Linked DNA regions of Homo sapiens: region 1 is linked to region 2. Evidence: chromatin contacts called from ENCODE Hi-C or POLR2A ChIA-PET data. All regions are on one chromosome and are shown on one strand. Each heading gives the region's core, a stretch centred on a gene start or an enhancer-like site at or near the end of the contact. The rest is flanking DNA. Distances are from core to core; before and after follow the strand shown.

What was found. A loop is a pair of places that touch in the nucleus more often than their neighbours do. ChIA-PET counts read pairs that join two places held with the same protein, here RNA polymerase II (POLR2A). Pooled maps may share reads with other maps.
Region 1: a pooled map shows a loop between it and region 2 (2.9-fold over the local background). The contact joins the promoter of ULBP3 here to the enhancer-like site in region 2. A Hi-C loop is called at or near these places in 1 of 37 single-sample maps with no recorded cell type and 8 of 50 pooled maps. POLR2A ChIA-PET finds 5 or more read pairs at or near these places in 5 of 52 experiments (H1, HCT116, OCI-LY7 and 2 more).

The regions. Positions count from the first base shown.
Region 1 is chr6:150,066,802-150,070,771 of GRCh38, reverse strand. It overlaps ULBP3 (UL16 binding protein 3), which reads left to right and starts at 1,651. Exons shown (of 5, transcript NM_024518.3): 1 at 1,651-1,793. The coding sequence starts at 1,706. LOC124901428 (a long non-coding RNA gene) reads left to right here and starts at 499. Exons shown (of 2, transcript XR_007059809.1): 1 at 499-1,014; 2 at 1,122-1,344. RefSeq lists enhancers at 1-629, 1,827-1,906, 1,927-1,976.
Region 2 is chr6:150,166,207-150,169,824 of GRCh38, reverse strand. The region is part of intron 1 of PPP1R14C (protein phosphatase 1 regulatory inhibitor subunit 14C); the gene reads right to left. Among named protein-coding and RNA genes, the nearest start is that of PPP1R14C, 25 kb to the right of the region's middle. RefSeq lists an enhancer at 1-755 and a silencer at 1,406-1,455. Within about 2 kb of position 1,269, at least 2 of the 41 ENCODE cell types and tissues checked have a DNase peak (open chromatin) inside an H3K27ac peak, as active enhancers do; they include OCI-LY7, where a contact is called at or near this core.

The DNA of each region.
Region 1 (3,970 bases), core at 402-2,901, 99 kb after region 2:
ATCTCTAGATCCCGGCCATTACAATAACATTTGGGCCACTTCTATCCCCATCCTGGGCAGGCCTGAGTCTGTTGGCCAGATGCCTGCAGCAGGGGTGAGTCAGGAGGGCCCAGGTGTGCACAAAAGCCCCTCCTCCTGTCCTGCTTGGGGCTCTCCTGCCAGCCTCCTTCTACCTTCCTCCTGTTCCCCCAGTCACTGGCCCAGGTCACCTGGCCTCGGGGTGGTGCTGCCAGGGCCTTCCCAGAGGCCTCCTCCCAGGACTAACCTGGGCTCCTGCCCCCAGCCCTGTACATGGGAGGCTCTTCTCACACACAGATCCTGGGACCCGCCAAGCTCTGCCCCTCCCAAATCTGAGAACTGCCCACCCTTGTGTGTCTGTTGTCCTCCAAACTACCCTCCACATGGCCCCTCCTGCACAGGGGCTCTAGTGCATCAGGCCAGAATCTTCTAGGCTCCTGTGTCCCTGCTCAGTCACAGAGGTGGCTGCCCTCCCATGACTCTGTCCTGAAGCAGAAACAGGCCCTGGGCTTTGTCCAGGCCTCCTCCTCTTTCCCACAGCCTCAGGACCCTCGGGATTGATGATCACCAGGTGCAGGTGATCCCAACATGAAGACTGTACGGAGTGGGAGGTCTGTGCCGATTTTTCTCATTCAATAGGGAATGGGCTGAGTGGCTGGGGCCTGAGTGGCACTCAAGATCTCTGTCCACTCCTCATCCCAGGCTAAAGCCCTCCCTTGCGGCCAAGGGCCACTGGGCCCATCACCTCCCTCTGGCTTCTGCCCACAGATCTAGATGTTTCCATGGTGACTGAGACGAGGATACACTCGGGTTGCCGCTTTGAGGATGGCTGCAGTCACCATCCAGGGACAGGGCAGAGATGCGCGTGCAGCCATGGATTTGCGTGTAGCTGGCCACAGATGGGTGTACAGCAAAGTGAGCCCCACGCATGCGTAGACCCTCCCTCGGCTTCTGCTCTCCATGGAAACACAATTGATCATTTGATCACTGATCACGGTAGGCCACTAGGGCTTTCTTTTCTTTCTTTTTTTTCCCAGAAGTCATAAAGGGATATAGAATATACTTTATTCTATATATATTCTATATATTCCTCATGCTTTTAGTGGAGAGGCAAAGAAGGTCTGCTCCGGACTGGGAAGCAGCTGCGCCCTGGACGGAGAGGGGCGGGGACTCCTTGGCGCAGGCTGAAGGAGGGCAGGTGTCGCTGGCGGAGGCAGTGACGGGGGGACACAGCCGCCACTGGATATCCCTGTGCAAGTTTCTTCGCTTTCCTGTGCATCAGTGCTTACATTGGGGTAATAATAAATGGTGTGTTAAAAAATTAAATGAGGCGGTCAAGAAGGAATCGTGTCCTGGCCCGCGCGGAGCCTGGGGTGGAGGGTAAGGGTTGGCCAGAGGGGGCCGCTGTCAGGCCACGAGCCCGGGGCGGGACGAAGCGGAGCCACAGCAGGCATAGGCTCCCCGGGTCCCAGCCTGGGGTGGGGCGGGGAAGGGCGGGACGGGGCGGGATAGGGCGGAGCATCCCTCCAAACGTGGGCAGGCGTAGGCTCCCCTGGATCCCGGGGCGGGACGGGACCGGACGGGGCCGAGCACACTCAATCACTAGCTGGCATGCGAGGGCCGAAGTGATTCATACGCTGGTCTCCACATCGACTGCGCCTTGTGTCCCGGGCGCTCCTGGTCTACAATGGCAGCGGCCGCCAGCCCCGCGATCCTTCCGCGCCTCGCGATTCTTCCGTACCTGCTATTCGACTGGTCCGGGACGGGGCGGGCCGGTGAGTTCGGGGATGGAGCCTAAGCGGGGCGGGGGCCAAACCTGGGGGGCTGTGGACTGCAGCGGGTTTCAGAGGAGGGAAGCCTTCTAGAAGGACCGGCGCGATCTCCCCGGACTGCCCCCACGCTCAGTTCCGATTCGCTGCTCTTTTTCGCCAGGTCCGCTTCCTGCGGCTGCTGCTTGCCCTGCAGAGCAGGAGGGGGGTCAAAGAAGGCGAAAAAAGAACCGCAGGAGGGTGGAGGGGCCAAAAAGCTGCAGAGGGCGAGGTGGGGAGGGGATCCCTGGTGCAACCCCGCAGCCCCACTCGTCCTCGGGAAGGAGAAACCAGAGCCCCCGGAACCCGAGCTGGGGTCAAGACATGGGTGACGCCAGCGTCATATAGAATAGTCACTAAGCAGACAGGAGTCAGCAAACCCTTTCTAGAAAGGAAAGGCTGAAGGCACTTTGGTCCTTGCTGGCCGTGAGTTCTCTGTCTCTGTGTCAAGTCCCGTCCCTTTGTAGAGCAACAGCAGGCAATGGCAACCTGCAAGTAAAAGAGAAACCTGAAATGGACCCTGTCCTAGGTTGCAGACTCCAGATGAGGGCACATGCTGTGTCCTGGCAATTGCTGCCCCATCCCCTAGGGTGTCATCTCTAAGTTGTGTAAGTTGAAGAGTCACAAGTGTGTCCTACCCTGCCTGTGGCTTCTGGGAGGTGTGGATGTGATGAATGTGAGGGGGAGTCCCATGGTTCGGGGCCTACTGCTCCCCTCCTTTGTTGCTGAGTAGCATTAACGGTCCCCAGGGGCCATTCAGGGACCCTCCCTGAAGCCTCAGGTGTGACCTGAGGGTGGGGGGGTGTAGCCATGTGGTGTCCTGGGGATCAGAGCCAACTGCTTGTGCAGCTTCTTGGTTCCCTGTGGCCCTGCTCCTGCCCATCCCAGGAGACCCACCTGTGTCTTCTCACTGTGGGGCCTATCTTCCTAATGACCTAAAGGGTGAGGAGCACACCCTGTGATGGGCAGCTCTGAGGCTGTGTGGTCACTGCCCTCCCATAGCTGGAGGCCCATCTCCACAGGGGCCCAGGACCACAGCAGGAGCCACTTTTAAATGAGGGGATTTCACTGCTGTGAGTGGCACAGCTTTGCTTCTGAGCACTAGGGGACCCTGTTGGATTCTGTGGTTGGGAATAGCCATGAAATCCACATAGCACCTTTTCCAACCACACATGCTTCTGGGATCTTAGGGAGTCCAGGGTCAAATAGCTGTAGTGGCAGGTCCAGCCACACCCCTCATCACAGAGTGTGTATGGCTGCATCCCAGCTATAAGAGCAGAGTTGAGTAGTGACAGGGGAGGTCATATGACCAGCACAAACTATAATAGTTACTACATTAACTACAAACACTATCCATTCCCGGTAGAAATCCAGGAAATGTGAAATTACCATTGAATGGGTCTATGAACCCAGCACATCCCTCTAAGCTGGACCTGACACAGAAGTCCATCTGTTACTTTGCCCCAAATGCACCTCATGAGTAACAGGGGAGCAAGTTAATGCTTCACATCCCTGGGAAGAGCTCGGATCACACACTGTGTCCACTAGGAGTGTCTGAGTATTTGCTGTTTCATGGTGTACAGTTACCAGAGTGACTACCCATCTGGCTCTGTGGGGGAGGCTGAAGGAGTCATTGCAATTGCTGTGGGGTTGAAGGAGCCCACCAGGGGCTCTGGGCTCTCCTTCTAGTAATGGACTCTGCGTCTGAGATGTGGCTCAGTTCTCAAAGCTGGGCGAGGGAGCTCAGTTATTTCCCGGGGTGACAACTTTCAGCCTCCTGGTCATCCATCCTTGCATTTTGTCTTTGTGGTAATTATTTAAATCTAGTAGTATCCGGGTGGAGTCTCCATCTCTTTTGGATCTTGGACCCTTTTGTTCTATGAGCCATGGGCATAGCTTTGTAAGACTGAGGACCCCAGCTAGCATTGTGACTTCTCTAATTATTTCCATCATTGCACCCTCCTTCCTGCTGACAGTTGACGGCCTCCACTTGAGATCTCTTATTTCAGGATTTTCCATCCCCATTACTACTGGGAGCCCATTTCAGGAAGAGCATCTCCTACCCCTGACCCTGGGCTTCAGCAACAGGCATCCCTGAGCTTCTTGACAGTCTGCTGCCTTCTCCTGGGGCCTTCTTTATATGC
Region 2 (3,618 bases), core at 20-2,519:
CCCCAACAAATGATGCACAAATCAGATTTGCAAGCAAAATAAATGATAGTCATTTCTTAAGCCACTAAGATGTGGGGGAGTTTGTTGCATGGTATTGGTAATTAGTAAACCTTGGTTCATTCTACTTTCAGCTTCTTCCCGCTTCGGCCTTTTCATGTTCGATTTCATCAGCCTAGAATTTTCTTCATTCACAATTCACTTGTCCTGTGCCTTCACCTTATGCAGGTCTCTGCTTTTGACACCTTCTCTTTTACTCAACCATTGGGTTTAGCAGCATCTAACAACAACGACAACCTTTTAACAGCAGTTTGGAGACTAAATATGATTTTTTTTCTGCCATATACAGAGAAGTCCAACATAGTTGGATATTGGCATTTGTTCAACAGTTCAAAGACGTCATATGTAAGTTCTTATTTTATTGTTTCTATTTTTAATTTTTTTTCCTCTTCTACTTACATTTCAGGAAGTAAGGAAAAAGACAAGTTTCCCATGACAACAGAATCAGTTACCATTAAATTATTATTCAAAAACTCCATGCAGTGAATTCATTTCACTGGTCAAAATTTGTCATAGGATCACCTCTAACTATAATGGAAGGTTAGATATTTTTAAGGAGTGTAAAATATCTTATTGATAATTTTATATTGAGGCTGGGCACGGTGGCTCACGCCTGTAATCCCAGCACTTTGGGAGGCCACGATGGGTGGATCGCCTGAGCTCAGGAGTTCGAGACCACCCTGGGCAACATGGTGAAACCCCATTTCTACTAAAGTACAAAAAATTAGCTGGGTGTGGTGGCGCGTGCCGATAGTCCCAGCTACTTGGGAGGCTGAGGCAGGACAATGACTTGAGCCTGGGAGGCAGATGTTGCAGTGAGCCAAGATCGCACCACTGCACTCCAGCTTGGGCTACAGAGTGAGAATCTGTCTCAAATAATAATAATAATTTTCTATCGATATGTTAAAATGATAATATTTTTGATACATTGAGTTAAATGTTACTAAATTTTTAAATTAAATTATATAATTGTATAAGAAGAGTAATTATATAATAAAGTTGTAAATACTCAAAACATGACTTTCTGATTATTTGGTGTTATCTGCCTATTCTTACGCTCTTAAGGTTACTTCCATCTCCTGCATCTGTATGGAGGAAGTACTTGTCCCTGCTCCTCCCCAGGGACTTCACAATGGTCACCTGAAATCAACCATGGCGAGGACTTACACTAAGGAAACTGGGCTGCTGTGAATCAAGGGTTTTTTTGTTTTGTTTTGTTTTGTTTTGTTTTGTTGAGACGGGAGTCTCGCTCTTTCGCCCAGGCTGGAGTGTAGTGGCGCTATCTCGGCTCACTGCAAGCTCCGCCTCCCGGGTTCACGCCATTCTCCTGCCTCAGCCTCCCAAGTAGCTGGGACTACAGGCGCCCGCCACTACGCCCAGGTAATCTGTATTTTTAGTAGAGACGGGGTTTCACCATGTTAGCCAGGATGGTCTCGATCTCCTGAGCTCGTGATCTGCCCGCCTCGGCCTCCCAAAGTGCTGGGATTACAGGCGTGAGCCACCGCGCCCGGCCGAATCAAGGGATTTTTTTCTCCCATGAGAGCCAGTTGTTAAACTTTCACCAGCAACTCACTGCATATATGTGAACCTCAAAGACAAAAAAAAAAAAAAAAAAAAGGGACGCTGTATTGTGTTAGGGAGAAGGAGTGGGGGAGGGAAGTAAAAGGGGAAGTGAAAACGGAAAGGGAGAGAGCAAGGTGGGAGGGGAGTGGGGGAGAGGAGAGTCGGGAGGGGAGGGGCCGCAGAAAGGGTGGGAGGAAAGCAAGGGGGAGAGGAAGAGGGGAGGAGAGAAGGAGAGAAAGAGGGGAGGAGAGAAGGGGAGAACGGAGACATGGAGAGAAAGGGGGAGTTCTTTTATGTGTTTAGTATCCCAAGGAAAACAAGGGTTCTATATATGTAAATTATTTCAGATAACTAGTATTCAACTCTTTTTCTTCAAATCTCTCTAAGGGATTCCTCGTGTGCCTGCCTTTGGGGTCTGAATGGCTCAGGTCACTCCTGTGGCCAGGCGTCCTGCCACACTGCCTCTCGGGACACGCTCCAGGCTGCAACAGGCTCAGAGCTCTCTGCCTTATACAGTATATAAGACAGCTCTGGTCTTCCGAGCTTTTTATAGATGCTCTGTCTCCTCCCTTACTGTCAGGCTGTCAGCTGTCACTTCTAGATGTTCTCCCAGAACGTATACCTAGCAGCCTAGTTTGTTGCTTCTAAATCTAGTGAACTAAAAAAGCAGAAAACCAAACTTGTTAGAAATGTGGCTAAAGTAAGAGCACAGAAGCTCTACATGGAAGCCCAAGGACCTCTGTAATAAATCAAGAACATACCCCAGCATACCCCAAAATATCGTATCTCTTTAGGGTCTCAAAGCTACTCTTTCTGCTTTTTGTTTTTTTCCCCCCCGAGACGGAGTCTTGCTCTGTCACCCAGGCTGGAGTGCAGTGGTGCGATCTCGGCTCACCTCAACCTCTGCCTCCTGGGTTCAAGCAATTCTCCTGCCTCAGCCTCCTGAGTAGCTGGGATTACAGGTGTGTGCCACCATGCCCAGCTAATTTTTTTGTATTTTTAGTAGAGATGGGGTTTGCCATGTTGGCCAGGCTGGTCTCAAACTCCTGACCTCAAGTGATCCGCCCGCCTCGGCCTCCCAAAGTGCTGGGATTACAGGCGTGAGCCACCGCGCCCGGCCTAATGTTTGTATTTTTAGTAGAGATGAGGTTTCACCATGTTGGCCAGGCTGTTTTTGAACTTCTAACCTCAAGGGATTCACCCGCCTTGGCCTCCCAAAGTGCTAGGATTACAGACGTGAGCCACCGCGCCTGGCCTCTTTCTGCTTTCCTTTAGGTTCCTTCACTCGGTTCCAAATGACTGGAGTTACAAAATTCCTGACTTCAAGGTTGGTGAGGTTTCACTAAATATATAAAATATTCACCTGAGACAAGCTGAAAATGAAATTGGACATGATATTAACTAAATAAGAACGAGAATCACAGTCCCATCACGGAAGTAACATTCACAAGCACCAGCCACCCTGTTCCCTTAGCAATCTGCTTCCTCCTCCTGAGGCAGGCCTGCTAGGAGGCTGCCTCTCCCAGTGGCCTCAAAAGGCTTCAGAGCAGCTCAAACTGCAGCCACCAGACATGGGCAGTGGTGGACAATAAGTGCTGGCGGAGGCAGCCCCATTTTCCAACAGCTACCGCCTGGAGCTGGCCCCAGTTTGGGGATCTGCTTGTCCCCTGCCCCTCTTTGTTCATATCCCCAGAGGAAAGGAGGAACAAAGAGACCCTGGGACATAACCCCAGCCCCTGGTGTCACCAAGCAAGATGGTACCATGGGAGAAGCCTCTAGGGCTCTTTTGTTCCCCAGAGGGCAGTTACCAAGAAGAGCAGCATTTGGCTGGGCGCGGTGGCTCAGGCCTGTAATCCCAGCACTTTGGGAGGCCGAGGCGGGTAGATCATGAGGTCAGGAGATCGAGACCATCCTGGCTAACATGGTGAAACCCCATCTCTACTAAAAATACAAAAAATTAGCCGGGCGTGGTAGCGGGCGCCTGTAATCCCAGCTACT